Linked DNA regions of Homo sapiens: region 2 is linked to region 1. The links are chromatin loops, found by intact Hi-C in ENCODE. Cell type or tissue: prostate gland. All regions are shown on one strand. Each heading gives the region's core, and the rest is flanking DNA. Links, peaks and the distances in the headings are about the cores only.

Evidence for each region. Peaks named below come from ENCODE experiments on the same cell type or tissue, not always from the same donor. Only the 100,000 strongest peaks of a DNase experiment are listed, where the experiment ranks them.
Region 2: a loop joins it to region 1, with 2.7 times the contacts of the local background. A loop is called at or near these places in 15 of 110 quality-filtered maps.

What each region holds. Positions count from the first base shown.
Region 1 is chr9:77,745,984-77,748,908 of GRCh38, forward strand. The region is part of intron 5 of GNAQ (G protein subunit alpha q); the gene reads right to left. Among named protein-coding and RNA genes, the nearest start is that of GNA14, 99 kb to the left of the region's middle. In prostate gland, for the core only: no CTCF peak of the experiment used is centred there; no DNase peak of the experiment used is centred there.
Region 2 is chr9:77,662,297-77,665,221 of GRCh38, forward strand. No RefSeq gene overlaps it. Among named protein-coding and RNA genes, the nearest start is that of GNA14, 15 kb to the left of the region's middle. In prostate gland, for the core only: no CTCF peak of the experiment used is centred there; a DNase peak (open chromatin) is centred at 1,695; H3K27ac peaks cover 711 bases.

The sequences.
Region 1 (2,925 bases), core at 114-2,613:
TAAATAAAAGATTCTAAAAACTTTTCATAGAAAATAGGTCACATATAAAGAATAAGGAAGCCGAAGAGCCATGGATTTTTTGAAAGGGATCATTGGAAGACTATGAAATAGTGTTTTCAGAATGATTTATATCTGAGTCTATACCCAGCCAAAATATCAATTAAGTTAGAGGGCAGAATAGGGATATTTTTAGACATGAATGGAATTTAAAAATTATTCCAAGGGTTCCTTGGATCCTTACTCAGAAAGCTACAGAAGGATATGTCCTAGTAAAACAAGGAAATAAGCCAAGGAAGAAAACAACATAGGATCTAGAAACAGGGAACTCAACACAAGAAAGATGTAAATGAACTCCTGGGGCAGCAGTGAAGCAAGGTCCCAGGATGACAAATGTATAAAATGCAACGGAACAACCAGTCCTGATTAGAAAAGACAAAGCCAAAAGGGAGATCTCTGATTTAAAATGAACAAAATGGAACTGATATATTATCTTATATGTTGACCGTGTTTTGAAAGATTTCATAGATCTGTCAGTGAATTAGAAAAGAATCAGCTAGAGATATACACACACAAAGAAACAAAGAAAATTAAAATGTAAGGCAATTAACTCGTGGGAAAAAAAGTTGACCAAAAAAATAAACGAAATTACAGCTGCTCATCAATGAACAATATTTACATTGTTAAATAGTGTAAACAGTGAATTATCAAAAAATTGGGTTATATAACTGTTGAAAGGATGGGAGAAAAATGATGTGGGAATGTTAAGACAGCATGATTTTTACCTACCATAATAGAAGATAATACAATCGACAAATCAAGAAAAAAAGAGTAAAAGCACACCATTTTGAGACACGAAGACAATAACAGAAACTAAGAGTTAGGAGTTAAGGGCAGTCCCCCTGGCTATCAGGAGGTGGTGGTGATGGTGACTGAGAAAGTGCTCTTTAAAAAATTTTGTCTTTTTTAGTTGTTTGGCTTTGTAAACCATTATTTGATAAAAATACAAACTGATTGATTTTTAAACTTAAAAAAAGATATACTGGTTCAGGTGTAAAATACAGTTCTGGGAAGAAGATACATATGAAACAGCTGGTGGTAGTTACCCAAATTTTAAAATGGGGGAGGTAGAGTGGAAACACAGGAGAGTTTTCACTCTCTTCTGTAGCCTTCTATGTATGTGGAATTTTAAATAATGAACATATATTACCTTAGTTATTAAAATAATAAATATATTCTAAGAAAATAATACATTTATTTTATATTTTAAATGTAACAGAAACATCAAAAGGCAAGACAACAAAGCAGCAGACAAGCTCATTGCTGGGAGTGACTCATGGTGCAGAGTTTGATAAATGTCACAGAGAAAACCAGAACCTTTTAACTCCTACTTTTGATCCTGAATACCCTGTTATGAAGAAGACTTTTCATACTGAAAAAGGTAGAGGAGATCAGTAAAAAGTAAGACTGGGAAGACTACTCTAATGAGATCAAGTATCTTTAACTGAAGACTTGACATTCTAAGACATTATCTAGCTTTAGTTATTACCATTTTCATAAACATCAGTTTATAAGATTAGCAAAGCCAGCAGGAATGGTCCAAAGACCCTTAATTTAAATGAAAAACAGGCACAGAATGGGATGATGCATGGAATGAAGTTTGACATACACTGTATTGAGAAAACTTTAGGTATTCTGAGGGCAGCCTGAAGACTCCATGCACCCACCCATAGCACCAGCTAGACAACAGGAAGAGAAGGCGAGAAAGAATTAGTGACAAACTTTCCTACCTTTAGAATGTGTCTTCAGGTTGTAATTCCCGTGTGGGACCTAATTTCTTGAACATCTGCTCTGCGCTAGGTGCTTCACATGCTACCTCAATTAGTTCATGCAACCTTGTGAGATAAAGACTTAAGTTTGAATTTCCCTGGCTACAAGTCCATGGTTTTTCTATTAAGCCATGTTGGATGGTGTCAATTGGTGACATCATCCATGTGAACATTCCTCATGTTTAGATCTAGCAGGACAATGTGGCATAGAGAGGGGTGGTCAGGAGAACTGAGTTCTTAGCCTGGTCCCAAGGCCACCTCTTGGGAAGTCCTTTCACCACTCTGGGGTCCAGTTTCCAAATCCAGAGTCTCCTCTATCTAACATTTTCAGATGAAATAAAATCCAGTGAAAGACATAATAACGGAATAAATATTTTCAGCTATTATCTTAAATGGATTACTTCAATATTCATCTTTTGTTTAAATCTACATCTCATTTCTCTTTAGGTAGTATCTTTTTGAAAAGCTGTCATTTCAAAGTACTGAAAACCTAAAATCTAGGCAATGAAAGTAGAGTAAATGACTGAGGTTTTCCTAAAATTACCCTGGAAAGATGAGAGGATTCAACTACTGTTCTGGGAAATGGAAATAGCTGTTCCCAGCACTCACTCCTCCCCTGATGCTCCCAATTAACTTTTAAGGACAAGCATGAAGCTTTGTAGAGCTTGATGCCTTCTGCAAGCACTACAGTAAATGTGGGGCATAAATTGCCTCCCATTAAGACAACTGTGGAGGATGACAGAAGTAGGTCAGTTTCAAACAACAGCCTAGCTTAGTAGCCTAAGTGGTATCTGTAATTCTAGGGTTGGGGCATCTTTGAAAGCACTGGCTAAAGGAAAAGTTATTTAACCCTTCTTTGCTGAATTTTCCAGCTCTCTCCACTTCTTGAGAGAAAATGTCAACTGTTATTGTCAGATAGAATATGAAAATAGGTAGCACAGCAAGAACATGACAAATGTTTAATAAATTACAAAGTAAATATAAATGACAAGTGTTTAATAATTGGATTTTGGCCCACAAGTGAGGTATGATCCAGGTACTGGAGCCAGTCCAGATGTTGTATCGGACTGGTCCTGTTATAAGCCAGATTCCACCAGTA
Region 2 (2,925 bases), core at 236-2,735, 84 kb before region 1:
TCAAGTGATTCTCCTGCCTCAGCCTCCCGAGTAGCTGGGATTACAGGCATGCACCACCATGCCCGGCTAACTTGTATTTTTAATAGAGATGGGGTTTCTCCATGTTGGTCAGGTGGTCTCGAACTCCCGACCTCAGGTGATTACCTGCCTCGGCCTCCCAAAGTGCTGGGATTACAGGCGTGAGCCACCGCGCCCAGCCTGTGTCCTCCTTTCTTTAGGATGTCTAGTTTAAAATATAAAATAACCTGGGGCTGCTCATGGTCATCTTTGCAAATACATGGAACAGTTCTACCTGAGTGTGGCACCAGCAAAGATACAAGCAAAGAGAAGCAGAGTGAGGAAGACAGTCATGTCCTGATTTGGTCCCCTGATATGAACCCCATATTCCCAGTTAACTGAGCCAAGAAATTTCCTTGTTTGTTTAAGCCAGTGTAGATTGAGTTTCTGTCACTTGCAATCAAAAGAATCATGGCTTAGGCTAGGCATGTGGCTCACGCTTGTAATCCCAGCATTTTGGGAGGCCAAGGCGGGTGGATCACCTGAGGTCAGGAGTTCGAGACCAGCCTGGCCAACATGGTGAAACCCCGTCTCTATTAAAAATACAAAATTAGCCAGGCATGGTGGTGGGTGCCTGTAATCCCAGGTACTCAGGAGGCTGAGGCAGGAGAATCGCTTGAACACCAGAGGTGGAGGCTGCAGTGAGCCGAGATTGTGCCATTGCACTCTCCAGCCTGAGCAACAGAGGGAGACTCCATCTCAAAAAAAAAAAAAAACATAAAAACCATGGCTAATGAACCTCACCTATGAGAAATGAAGAAGTAAGTGTTAGTGATAGGAAAAATATAATACCTTGAGGTCTAGTTATGATTATTTTACAGTGCCCTGATATTTCAATACCTACTTTATCAACTTCTGCAAGAAAGGATAATGGTAAATGGCCATCAGATTCTTCCTAGTTTGTCACAAGAATAAGCTGAACATGGACCAGGCAGTAGTTACACTTAATATAAATGAGCAAATGGGTCTTTTCAGCAACGTGGGGATCCTGTTTTGGTCTGACATTCTGCCAAATCGTCTTTCCTTCCCAGATGATCTTGATTGTGTCTTCAGTTACTACTTAAGGATCTGTGGTCAAATAGGTTTTTTTTTTTAAAAATGCTTGTATTCATAAACTATTTAGATGCAGCAAACTTACCAAATTTTGTGAGGACATAGAAGAATCTTTATGTTAAAGTTCTCCTGAACCTGTTCTTTTTATAAGCTGTCTCTCTTTGATATGGCATCAGTTGATTATTGAGAGCCAACTTGTCAGAAAAACCTGTACCTGTATCAAGATTATTTAGTTGAATCTGAAAAAAATAGAAGAAATAAGGATCCTGCTAATAAGGTCGAACATTCTAGTGCTTGCTTGGTAAAATTTGGAGAGCAAAGAGATCTTGGTGAATGATTACATAATTAAACTAAAAGATGGCTTTTCAGTGTCAGTGATTTTTGTTTCTGTTTGGATGATTATTTAAAAGAGTGACGTAGTTTCCCTCTGGCCACTGTCTTTATTTTCTTTGGCTTTTTGCTCATTTTGTGTGTAATGCACTGCAATGGGACCCTGAAGTCGCTAAGTGCCTTATGAGGAACTGGCTCCAATGACCTGCTTGCCAGTGCAAACAAGTCTGACAAGTTTAATGACCCCACTGAGCATAAAAGCAGCTGAGCCGGCCAGGCGGGCACAAGCTCTTCTCCGGTGGCATGCAACCAAGTCCAGGATTATTTCTGGTTTCAAATACTGAGTTTGGTTTTAAGGCTGTCTTCCAAACTACCCTGGCAACTGCTGTCTATCAATCATACCTTCTTTCCATCTTTCACAAATGTTTATTAGAATCTGCAGCTGGGGTCAGAGAGATGGGTAGGACTTGAACTCTTTTCTGATGGAACTTCCAGTCCTGTCAGGGAGATGGGTCTATCAATACACTTAAAAGGACACAGCCTAATAGTGCTGTGATGTGCCCCACAGGCTTAGGGATCATGGAGAAGGGGAGCTCTCTGCAATAGAGAGTATTTTCTCTATTAGAGACATTTTATTAATGAGTATGCTCGTGTGTAACACTCTTCCTCGGTAACGGTCATTTCTCAAAATACTTCTAAAAAAATAAAGAAAAAATCAGTTTCTCAGCTCTATGTGCTGTAACTCTATGATGAAGGTTTTCCCTACTTTTTATTTGGAGGTTTTTCAAACATACGGATAATTTGCAATAATGATATAATGAACAGTTGTAAACTCTTTACCTAGATTCACCAGTTGTTAACTTTCCCCCATATCTGCTTTATCTTTTTACTCTCTGAAAATATGAATTCACTAAATGATTTGAAAGTAAGTTGCAAACATCACGGCTCTTCTCCTCTAAATAATTCAACCAACACTGCCTAAAATAAGTGCATTCTCTTATAAACACACGATATTATTATTACACTGAGAAATGTAAAATTCCATAATATAACGTACAATCCATATTCAAATACACCAAGTTGTCTCAAAAATATTTTTTATGGCTGTTTATTATTTTAATCTAGGATATGATCAGGGTTTGTGCACTGGATTTGGTTCTCAGTCTAATCTAGAACAGTCCTCCTGCCTTTTGTTGTTTCTCATGCCATTGATTTTTTTTTTTGACACATTCAGGCCACTTGTACAATATCCCACAGTTTCTATTTATTTGATGGTTTTTCAGTATTTGATTCCAGTTTTTAAATATTTACAAGAATATTAAGGGTTATTTGGGCTCTTTATTTTACCATGTGATTAAAATTTAAAATCACACATTAAGATGTATCAAAGGCCAGGTGCAGTGGCTCATGCCTGTAATCCCAGCACTTTGGAAGGCTGAGGTGGATCACCTGAGGTCAGGAGTTCCAGACCAGCTTGGCCAACAT